Regions from separate parts of the Homo sapiens genome. Here regions 2 and 3 are each linked to region 1. A link is a contact called in ENCODE Hi-C or POLR2A ChIA-PET data. All regions are on one chromosome and are shown on one strand. The core of a region is the stretch at or near the end of the contact, and the rest is flanking DNA. Distances in the headings are between cores, read along the strand shown.

Evidence for each region. Hi-C counts contacts between places; a loop is a spot of excess contacts on that map. ChIA-PET counts read pairs that join two places held with the same protein, here RNA polymerase II (POLR2A). Pooled maps may share reads with other maps.
Region 2: a map with no recorded cell type shows a loop between it and region 1 (10-fold over the local background). The contact joins two enhancer-like sites. A Hi-C loop is called at or near these places in 2 of 37 single-sample maps with no recorded cell type and 4 of 50 pooled maps.
Region 3: a loop to region 1 is called in a pooled map, with 4 times the contacts of the local background. The contact joins two enhancer-like sites. A Hi-C loop is called at or near these places in 2 of 37 single-sample maps with no recorded cell type and 3 of 50 pooled maps. POLR2A ChIA-PET finds 5 or more read pairs at or near these places in 8 of 52 experiments (BJ, GM10248, GM12878 and 5 more).

Annotation. Positions count from the first base shown.
Region 1 is chr6:149,053,250-149,057,014 of GRCh38, forward strand. The region is part of intron 7 of UST (uronyl 2-sulfotransferase); the gene reads left to right. Among named protein-coding and RNA genes, the nearest start is that of UST-AS2, 22 kb to the left of the region's middle. RefSeq lists an enhancer at 1,166-1,285. Within about 2 kb of position 1,678, at least 4 of the 41 ENCODE cell types and tissues checked have a DNase peak (open chromatin) inside an H3K27ac peak, as active enhancers do; they include GM12878, where a contact is called at or near this core.
Region 2 is chr6:148,676,071-148,679,835 of GRCh38, forward strand. No RefSeq gene overlaps it. Among named protein-coding and RNA genes, the nearest start is that of UST, 69 kb to the right of the region's middle. Within about 2 kb of position 2,066, at least 4 of the 41 ENCODE cell types and tissues checked have a DNase peak (open chromatin) inside an H3K27ac peak, as active enhancers do.
Region 3 is chr6:149,332,896-149,336,660 of GRCh38, forward strand. All of the region lies in intron 1 of TAB2 (TGF-beta activated kinase 1 (MAP3K7) binding protein 2), which reads left to right. Among named protein-coding and RNA genes, the nearest start is that of TAB2, 17 kb to the left of the region's middle. Within about 2 kb of position 2,141, at least 12 of the 41 ENCODE cell types and tissues checked have a DNase peak (open chromatin) inside an H3K27ac peak, as active enhancers do; they include GM12878, where a contact is called at or near this core.

The DNA.
Region 1 (3,765 bases), core at 428-2,927:
AGTCTACCAGAAATAAGTACGGTTACCAACTACTGAAATCAATTTAATAGTAATTTGGTCTTGTTAGTCTGTTAAAAAGAATTATTGGCCTTCAGATATTTCCACAAAGCCCTTTGTTACTCATGAATCCCATCAAGATGCTATGAATAAAGACTGTGAATATCAATAAGTTTGAAAACATTCCATGCTCATGTTCAGGGTCATATTTTTCCCTGTCTTCTATGTTCCTCTTTGTGGCTATAAACCCAAACTTATGTGTTGTGTGTTTTTTCTATGACAATTATGGATATGACTTATTTACTATATGCTCTATGAGGTATAACCTAATGTCAACTGACTTCAACTATGTTTGCCATACTTCCAAAAAAATAGCCACTCATGTATCTGTCTGATCAGGAGGTGAACCGATGGTGCTGTATGAAATTGAGAACTAATTATCTCATAAACATTCTAAGTGGATATAAGGAATTATGTGCTCAGTTGCAACCACTAATTTATCGAAGCACCGGGTCTAAATACCTCAGGGAATGCACAGAAGCCTGATGGTTGAAAAGCCTTCAAAGCATTCTCTCAGCTAAAAAGTACAAGAATTGGGGCTCATATCTAGTGCCTTTTTGGACAGTTGGTCACAGAAGCTTAGAAACATTGGCACAAGTATTGTCAGGTGGAGCCTGGCCGTGACCTCTGTGAAATGGCTGTCATGAGCTTGGCAGGGTGGGAATAATGGCTCTCCTGCCACCATCTGTCACCCCTGTCCAAGACACCAGCACAATTTGAGAGCAGCTGTGGTTCCCTACCCTATTCTCACCCCATCCCCCCATGCCCAGCAGCTCCCTCCCTGGGACTTTGGACCTCGTGGGAAAAAAATGGAGAAGGAGGGAAAGAAAAGTACTTGAGGGTTTTGTAAATGTTCAGAAAGGGAGGGGGGTGCGGTAGAATTAAATCTACCCAAAGAAGAGCCAAAGAGCTTTCACTTGCTTTCCCTTCTAGCCAACCAGTAACCAGTAGGCCTTCATTTTATTGTCACATGTAAAACTCAAGAAGTGATGAGTAAGTAGCATTCAATTAGAATTTAATCTTTTTTGGTAGAAATGGTGTAAAAGTTTTCAATGAGGATATGCTGATTCCTGGTTGCATGTTCCACAGCCTTTGATGTTCAACCACATCATCTTGCACTTATAGCTAAAAGGTGTCAGACACCTAACATTGTCTTAGCAATCTTCTGTGGTTCCAGATACTGTGTGCATCTTACAGGCTGGAGTTGGGGGACACCGATGCTTAATGGGAAAACTAATGACTTTATACAGATCTTATAAAACTCTGCTATTGTCGGGGGGCAGGCATTTAGTAGATTAAGTTTGTAATCTAAGAGAGGAAACTGGGCAGGAAAGACAAGAGTGAGGTGAAGCACCACCGTGGACCAGAAAAAGGCTTGAAATTAGAAGCCTTTGGCAAAAGTGTGAAACTTTGCCACTTTACATTGTTCAGTGGGTCAGAAATTGTCAAAGATTTTCTTTTTTCTCCAAAGAGAAATGACGAGGAAGGAGAGACATTTTTTATTTGTTCTGGGTGTTTGTTTATTGTTTGTTTTGGACAAGGTCTCACTCTGTTGCCCAGACTGGAGTACAGTGGTGCAGTCACAGCTCACTGCAGCCTAGACCTCCCCGGCTCAAGCAATCTGAAAGAGAGACATTTCAAAATTGAACCTAAGACTCATGGTTTATCGCATGAGAACCCACAGCTCTCACAGAAACTCAAGAAATGTCTTAGTGAGGGGACTCAATCCTTTACACTTCGAGCTGAAAGGACGGCAGTCAGCCCAGCCAGGAGGTTACCTCAGCATAGACCAAGTAAATAAATCATTTGGTAGAAGCCATTTGAGAGTAAAGGTTACTAGAAAGTCATAAATCAACCAGCAAGTCGATGTATGGTTTTGCTAGAATGTAGGAGCAATTAGAAATTTTTAGAAATATTTCTTTAACTGTGCGTGACTTGAGGAAGAGGACTATGACCTAACTAACCAGTTACTATTATTATATCAAAATGAGATTTTAAAAAATACAGTATGGATTTAATGCCGGTTCACTTATTCAGTTTTATGCAGTTAAGTTGTTGTTTTTAGAACATTATGAAATTTCATTTCATGCCCCAATAAAACTAAACTAAAATGGAATGGGTTACAGCTTTTCCATTTGTTGACTTTTCTCTTTCAAACATCTTTGATTTTCCATTCATTGAACACACTTTTTAAGAATGCTTTGAATGTCATTCAAGTTACCCGTTTCTCCTGTCCCCTCCCCCACCTGTCTCTAATGCAGTTTCCAAAGTGAACCAATCCTAACGGAACCTAATGATACCTTTGAGCACGTTTCTTAGTAACACTAGCACCTCTTTCTTACCTGCTTCTAATTCACATAATGGCCTTTCTAGCATTGGCTGATTGTTTCTTTTTCATTTCCCCTTTATCACTCCCACCCATGTCTTATCAAAGGGGAAGGCTGGTGGTTAATGGTCAGTGCATTGCACCACAATTTCATGCTTGTGCTGCATCAAAAGTCTAACCTGACAATCAGTCCCTTCTCTTCCATCTGACATCAGAAGCTTCTGCAGTTTCTCACAGCCATTGGCCATGAAAGTTCAGCTCAAGAAGTCATCGCAACTACCTTCATTTATAGCCTGTTGTTGACCTAAAACCTAATGCATGTCAGTGCTCTTCTCTGTTTCTTCTCTCATGTCAGAAAAATTAAAATGTTTTAATTTTTTTCCCAGGCTGCATTTGCAAGTTTTAATATGTCTATAACATTTTTATAGTATATCAGTATCCATATCAAACATTTAACTCTGTTACTCTGCTTTTCTTTTCTTTTCTTTTTTTTTTTTTTTTTTTTTTTTTTGAAATGGGGTCTCGCTATGTCGCTGCAGTGCGGTGGCGTTAGCTCACTGCAACCTCTGCCTCCCGGGTTCAAGCGACTCTCAGCCTCCTGAGTGGCTGGGATTACAGGCATGCACCACCATGCCCAGCTAATTTTTGCATTTTTAGTGGACACGAGGTTTTGCCATGTTGGCCAAGCTGGTCTCAAATTCCTGACCTCAAGTGATCCACCACCTTGGCCTCTCAAAGTGCTGGGATTACAGGCCTAAGCCACCGCACCCGGCCTACCCCTGCTTTTCAAAGTCATAGCCATGATACCCAGGGATTTTTCCCTCACATGGTCCTGGTGTCTACTGACATTAGCTTATCAATTTCAAACTTTCCTTAAGCAAAACAAATGGGCCTCCTATACAAATGGGAAGGTTGCAGTTTCATCTCATTTTTTCTTAGAGTTTTGCCTGGTTAAAGCAATTTGGATGTTTTTAGATATTCACACTGTCTTATTTAGTGTGCAGTTGCAAATCTGATTTTTAACAGGGAGAGAAGGAAGAGGTAGGGCTGTTAATTTGCATTCCCCTAAGACTGAGTACTACCAGTGGGCTACAGGTTGCCCAGATAAAGTACATTTAATTTTAAAGTAACATTGCAAACTCTCCCAGTAGAATTGACAGCATCCTTGGAACTTCATTTCACACTTTCCTGACTTGGGAATGGTTATTTTGAGTAGCACCTCCTATTAACCTAACTTCTTAATGCCTGGACAGAAGGTTAAATATCTCACTTATCTACATGTTCGGCCTCCATGAACAGCTGCTTCATTCACAGCCCTTCAAGGGTTTATCAAAATTTCCCCATGTTTAACATTCCAGAGAGAACATCCAGGTTGTTGGCTC
Region 2 (3,765 bases), core at 816-3,315, 380 kb before region 1:
GAAATACTGGAAGGCTAGAAATTTTTAAATCTGAGGATCTAGTTTAAAATTTTACATTAGGTTTAACTTTTCCCAATAGTAACTTGCAAACGTTTTAAATCATTTCCTTCAACTCCCGTGACACCATTTTTGTTGCAGAAAGCCTTTTTCTCACGTGGGTACATTATATCCGAAAAGATACTGAGGGTGGTGCTTTTCCTATGATAAGTTCAGTATTCCCACTGATCTGCAGGGATACATCCAAGCGGATGCTTGAAACAAACGATAGTACCTGTATTAGTTAGGGCTGTCTAAAGGGATAGAACTAATAGGATCGATGTGTATATATATAAAGGGAAGTTTATTAAGGAGTATTGAGTCACACCATCACAAGGTGAGGTCCCACAATAGGCCGTCTGCAAGCTGAGGAGCAAGGAAGCCAGTCCAAGTCCCAAAGCTGAAGAACTTGGAGTCTGATGTTCGAGGGCAGGAAGTATCCAGCATAGGAGAAAGATGTAGGCCAGATGACTAAACCAGTCTAGTCTCTCCACGTTCTTCTGCCTGCTTTTATTCTGGCTGCACTGGCAGCTGATGAGATGGTGCCCACCCAGGTTGGGGGTGGGTCTGCCTTTCTCAGTCCACTGACTCAAATAGTAATCTCCTTTGGCAACACCCTCACAGACACACCCAGGAATAATACTTTGCATCTTTCAATCCAATCAAGTTGACACTCAATATTAACCATCACAGTACGAAATCCTGTTTACACCGTTTTTTCCTATACATACCTAATGTAAAGTTTAATTAATAAATTAAGCAAGCAAAATATTAACAATAATAACTAATAATAAAATAGAACAATATACCATAATAAAAGTTATGTGAATGTGGGCCGGGCATGGTGGCTCATGCCTGTAATCCCAGCACTTTGGGAGGCTGAGGCAGGTGGATCACCTGAGGTCAGGAGTTTGAGACCAGCCTGGCCAACATGGTGAAATCCTGCCTCTACTAAAAATAAAAAAAATTAGCCGGGCATGGTGGTGGGCACCTGTAATCCCAGTCACTCGGGAAGCTGAGGCAGGAGAATCTCTTGAACCCAAGAGGCAGAGGTTGCAGTGACCTGAGATGGTGCCACTGCACTCCAGCCTGGGTGACAAAGAGAGACTCCATCTCAAATAAATAAAATAAAATAAAACAAAATAAAATAAAATAAAGTTATGTGACTATGGTCTCTCTTTCTCTCTCAAAATATCTTACTGCACTGTAATCATCAATCTCCAGACCACAGGTGACCATGGATAATTGAAACAAAAACTACAAATAAGGGGAGGAAATATCAGTAAGGGTAAAACGAATCTAGCCAGAAGGCAAAGTTGGAGATTTTTCTCTCTGCTATTAGGTAGATAGATATATTTTCAGCACTATCCTCAGAATAAATTAATTAAAAGACTATGCTAAATGTTTTCAAGTCTGGTTCTGAAATAACTCCTTCAATTAGAGGTTATTTTTAGCTTCCTTTTTCTAAACTTAAATGAAGAACTTTTACATTTTTCTGGCGTTTCAGACTATTCTGTTTCTGTAGCTGCCATTTAAAGGTAGATCAGAAGAGAGGTAGACGGAGACTGAAATTCCTAATTTCACTTCCTCTTTTTGGTTTTCAAATTAATGAGTTGTGTACGACTGGGTGCGTGGGAAAGCATGCACAGGCCAGTGTCTTCCTTGGTTGTGTGATATCTCACACTTGCCCATGTCATGCGGCAGCATAATTTTCCATTAATGATCTGATTTGGCCCATGTGAACTTCACCTCCTACCCACATTCATAGCAGCTTTTGCTTGGGAAGGCTTTGCATTTTCTTCATGACTGGAGGTCACAATACTAAAAAATCCGTAGGAAAATAAAGTAATGGGCCTGCTAATATGTTTAATGGCTTTAATAGCATTGAAAACTAATATGCTTAATGCTCATTTCATTCATAGTTGCCCTTGGCATGATGGATGGCAAGATTGTGCATTTATGCAGAGGCAAAAAATGGCCCAAATGTCACTGTGAGTGTGATGCAGGAGAGTGAGAGAGAAATGTTACGGCAGCATTATGAAATCTCAACTCCAATCCATCTTCACAGGAAATAATTACATTAGGTGAGAAAAGGGGCAGCCAACCATGAGGCTGGTGCTAGCTTAAAGGAATTTGGTTCATTTGTTGAAAAGCAGAAATTCTGAAAGCCTGTGCTGAGTGAATTATCTTGAGAGCAAGACCCATAATAGCATAGAAAGAGGAAGTTCTGAGACATGACAAATTCTGAATTGGGGAGATCACCTTTTCTTTCACAGCTTTCTTCCTAGTTCTATGGTTACATTATGGGCTGTGTTCTAGAGCTTTCCAGCCTTGCCCTCTTTGGTCTATATCGCATTCCTTAGGGCACTATTCGTCGTAGGTAAGTGGATTAATTAATTCGGGTCACTACATCAGTATGTCGTGAACTGGTCCTACACAAAGATGTTTTAGATGAGGCTCTCTGGAGAAAAACCTCAAGGGTCATCAGCAATTGGGAATCTCAGTAATACTGTGGCCCTGGCAGGGCTCTCAAGCATTTGCCCATGCCATCTGGACATGGGGCTGGTGCTGGAGAGACAGCACTAGCATTCTGAACTGTGAAGATAAAATTTGCTGGGACGATGAACCTCTTTAGTAGATTCCACTGCCTCAGCTTTCCAAGGGCCATAGGAGAGGACAGTATTAGTCTTTCCTCTTCCCTCAGGGGCCCAAACACCATCAGGGGCCTAGACAGGAGAGGGGGCTACAAAAGAGGAAGTCCTCAGAATTAGAAGCAAGCTGTGGGTACCGTGAAACCCTTTCCTCACTGATAGTGAACATCCATGTGGACACGCAATGGCCAATGACTGGGTCTAGAGACATTGACTTGCTCACCAAGTGACAGCATCTAAAGTGGCTATGACTCCTCATCATGGTCTTACTCGGTGATATGGTTTGGCTGTGTCCCCACCCAAATCTCATCTTGAATTGTAGCTCCCATAATTCCCACATGTCGTGGGAGAGACGTGGTGGGATGTAATTGAATCATGGGGGCAGGTCTTTCCAGTGCTGTTCTCATGATAGTGCATAAGTCTCATGAGATCTGATGGTGTTATAAAGGGGAGTTCCTTTGCACATGTTCTCTTGCCTGCCACCATGTAAGACATGCCTTTGTTTCTACTTTGCCTTCTGCCATGATTGTGAGGCCTCCCCAGCCATGTGGAACTGTGAGTCCATTAAACCTCTCTCCTTTATAAATTACCCAATGTCAGGTATGCCTTTATTAGCAGCATGATAATGGACTAATACACTCAGCCTTACAAGGTCCTGCCTTTCCCATCAACTCATACAGGGGCTTGTGATGCTTACTGCAGAGGAGAACTTTTAAACAATATCTCTTTAGGATAAGTAACAGTAATGTGACCACTGGGGTTTTTGAAAGATTCCATTCTAAGCCAAGGCTTATAGGGCATAATGCTTTACTATTCTAAATTTTCACCACAATTTTAGTGTAGCCGTAGCATCTAAGCATTTGTGTTTACTAACAGCTGCTCACCCCCAGGTCTTAAACAAAGCATTCTGTATGAGTTCAAGTTTTTGAGGATCCTTAGGACTTTACTTGGTGACAGGCAATTCAGTAATTTTAAAGGTTAAGGGGATGGGCATGGTGGCTCATGCCTGTAATCCCACCACTTTGGGAGGCTGAGGCAGCAGATTGCTTGAGGTCAGGAGTTGGAGACCAGCTTGGCT
Region 3 (3,765 bases), core at 891-3,390, 280 kb after region 1:
TTTAAATGCCACAAGTTTTTTCTGTTGTAACTGATTATTAGCTCCAATAATATTTCCTTATTGATAATTTATATCTTTCTAGCACTTCGTTTTATTTACCCCCATTGCAAGATTGCCATGTGTATTATAATTATCTGTTTACTTTTCAGTTTCTCCCACTAAATGTCAGTTTTTATAGCATGAGTACAATACCTTGGCGCTTGAGCGCTCAGTAAATATTTGTGAATGAATGGACACAGACTACTAGAGTTTAGAGCTAGTAAACTTGATTGTTTTCGAAAGTAAATGAGCTTTTGGGATTCTGGAGTACAGGTTGTGGTTGAATGTCTTTCTGATGCTTCCAAACAAGCATTCTAGCCCTAGAGATTGCACCCATACATAGCAGCGTCACCAACCCAAGATTAGTGAGGCGTACATTTTGCCTCTTTTTTCTCTTTTCCCTAGTGGTAATGGATTTCTGCAAATTCGTCTAAACTTTGGCCCAGATTTCTTGTGTTGAATGGAGTACACATTGCAAATAGTAGGCTAGGTTTAGAGTTGAGTCCATAATAGCATGTCTCCTAGGAAATTTCTTGTGCACATTTTAAAAGAAAGGAATGTTAATCTGTCTGTCTTCTACGCAGTCCTTCTGCCCATTTTCAGGTAGATGGTAGATGTATAGGCCAAGTTTCTCTTCAGTATTTTTATATACCTTTCCACTTTTGAGCTTTACAAGACAAAAATACCCTTAGCCCTTACTATTCCAATGCAGATTTAAATATTAGGAGATTGGGTATTTTTAAAACCATATATTCTTTTATTTCCAGATCCATAGTGTGTGTGTGTGTGTGTGTGTGTGTGTGTGTGTGTGTCTATGTGTCTGTGTGTACAGATACATATATTGTGTTAGTCCATGGCAAATTAGTAAAGTTTGTAAAAAGAATGTCTTTCTCTGGTATTGTTGACACCAACATAGTAAGAATGTTTAAGTGCTTTGCATTAAGCATCTCAGGGAATAAGGAAAGGGAGCTGTATAAAATAATTCTTTGTCTAGTAGGACAAACTGTGTAGTTAACTGAGTCTCGTATAGAGGTGCCTGCCTCACATGATTATTGGGAGCATTAGATGAGTTTATGCATTATAAGTCATTTGACCTAGTGCCTAGCACTTAGTAAATGTAAGCTATTAATAGAAAATTTATTGCTATAAAATTATAAAAATAATAAACTTTAAACTTTATAATCATTTTTGTTATAACTCTTCACTTGGCTTTCTTGATACCATTCTTCCCAACATTTTCTCTGCCTGATTTTTCTGACTTATTCTAAATTCTTCATCCTCAGGTCTCCTCTCTCTTACCTTTTTTTCATTATTCCCTGTGTCAGTGTCAGCACCTTCTGCTGAAACTCACTACAGCGTATCTCTACAAAATCTCTTGCCTTTCTTAGGGAGGAAAGTGACACGATTCAGCCAGTTTTTAGGAAGCTAGCCAAGTTTGTTACCACTGTGAAATACAGTTTAGAAAGGCTTAGCCAGGCATAAGGCCTGTAATACTAGAGTCTTGAGAGGTTGAGGCAAGAGGATTGCTGAAGCCAGGAGTTTGAGACCAGCCTGGGCAACATAGCAAGACCCCATCTCTAATAAAAATAAAAAACTAACTCGGCAGGTAAAGTGCACCTGTAGTCCTGCCTACTCAAGAGGCTGAGTTGAGAGGATCACTTGAGCCCAGGAGTTCGAGGCTGCATATCTATGATTACATGACAGCACTCCAGCCTGGAAAATAGAGCAAGACCTTGTCTCTTAAAAAAAAAAAAAAGAAAACCTTAAGAGTAGAACAAGCAGTCAAACAAGAGGTCATGGTGTTAGGTGATTGCCCAGATAACACATACTTGAACAAGGACATTGTGGTGGAAAAGAGAAATTTTTGTGAAAGTAATCAGTGAAACTTTGCCATTGATTATATGTGGAGAGGAAAAGAATTGAGAACTCTGAGGTTTCTAGCTTCAGAAGCATGTCATTTATAATTAACAGAGAAATACATTAGTGAGTAGGAGGCAGTGAGTTGAGTTTTGGACAAGGTGACTTTAGGTTGCCAGCATGGTATTGTCAGGCTATTAGTTTACTTGTTCCAGTCCCACCCCTCCCTTCCGCCTCCCTCCTTCCCTCACTCGCTCACTGAATTCCATTGCTATTAGTCTAAGAACTTCCCTTTAGGAAAAGTAATTTTTTTTAGTCACAGTCAGCAGTAGAGCTTGAAATTTGTGGAGACCAATTCCCCATTTCCTACCCACATTCTCATTATCCTCTTTTGGTCCGTTTCCCCAGGGAAAAAGGTGAAGATTATTTAGAATAATATCTACTACCATCATTACTACCACCCCACCCCACCTCACCTCCAGGAAATTGGTAGAAAAGTTTATATATAGATATGTATGTATGTATGTATTATATATATAAAAAATATATGTGTGTATATATAACATATATATAATATTTACATACATATATTTGAGACAGGGTATTACTCTGTCACCCAGGCTGGAGGGCAGTGGTACAATCATAGCTCACTGCAGCCTTAACTTCCTGGGCTCAGCCTTAACCTCCCACCTTAGCCTCCCAAGTACCTGGGACTACAGACACCAGCCACCATGCCTGGCTAATACTTTTTTTCTAACTTTTTGTAGAGGCAGGGTTTTGCTGTATTGCACAGGCTAGTCTCAAACTCCTTGGCTCAAGTGATCCTCTTGCTTTGGTCTCCCAAAGTGCTGCGATTACAGGTATGAGCCACTATACCTGACCTAGTTTTTTATTTTTACATCAAATAAATGAAGCAACTTGGCAGGGCTCTTTGAAGAAAAATACAATTTTATGAAGTGTTTGTGATTAAAATATTAATAAGCAGAGTAACACCTCATTCATCTAGTATTCTTAGGTAGTAAGTACATAAAATGATTGAAACTTACTCCTGAATCTATTTTAGAGATTTTATAGAGATTTTACAATATATTATGTATATTGTGTGTAGATAAATATAGATATTCATACCTCCAAATCTATTTCTTTATAATGTTTCACATACTTTGCTGCTTTCTGAAATAGTAACACCTCCTCCCCTCCCCCACTTTTACCCTGCATACTAAACCTTTTCTGGAAGATAGAAATAAACATTTTGTTTCAGAGCTTCAGAATGAGTCAGGAACCCCGGGTTCTAGTCCAGGGCCTGGCACTAAGTTGCTATATGAGAACTGAATCATAGATTCTAGAACAGTGCCTGGCACGTAGTAGTGCTTAACCAATATGTTTGGAATGAATCATTGTCTTGTGCTGACTTTAGTGCTCCTTCCTTGATTTATTACTTGGAATTCATTGCTGCCTAGTAAATAAGCTTCTGGGTTCTTAATTAAATAGGAGTATCTAGGTTCTGATAGAGGTGAACTATAAGCCTAATTTATGTCTGTTTTAACTCCTTAGTGGAACTTTTGGCTTATCTTGATGTATTTTCTGGTACTCGAAGTTGCCAAACAGATGATCTTCTGTGCTTGATTTATTGGGGGCACTTGCTGAGTACTTTATATGTGCCTATATTATGTATATGCAGTGTTCTATGTGTAAGCACATAGCACATGTCTCCGGGGATCTTATAACTTAGATGAAGAGACACAGAAGTAGACTGTAAGAGAATAATTAAATGTTGATTCATAAAGCATTGACCTACAGCTACATTAGTAGTTGTAGGAAAAGATCCATGTGGGCTGAAGCAGGATAAAAAGAATTCAAGTAGAAGGT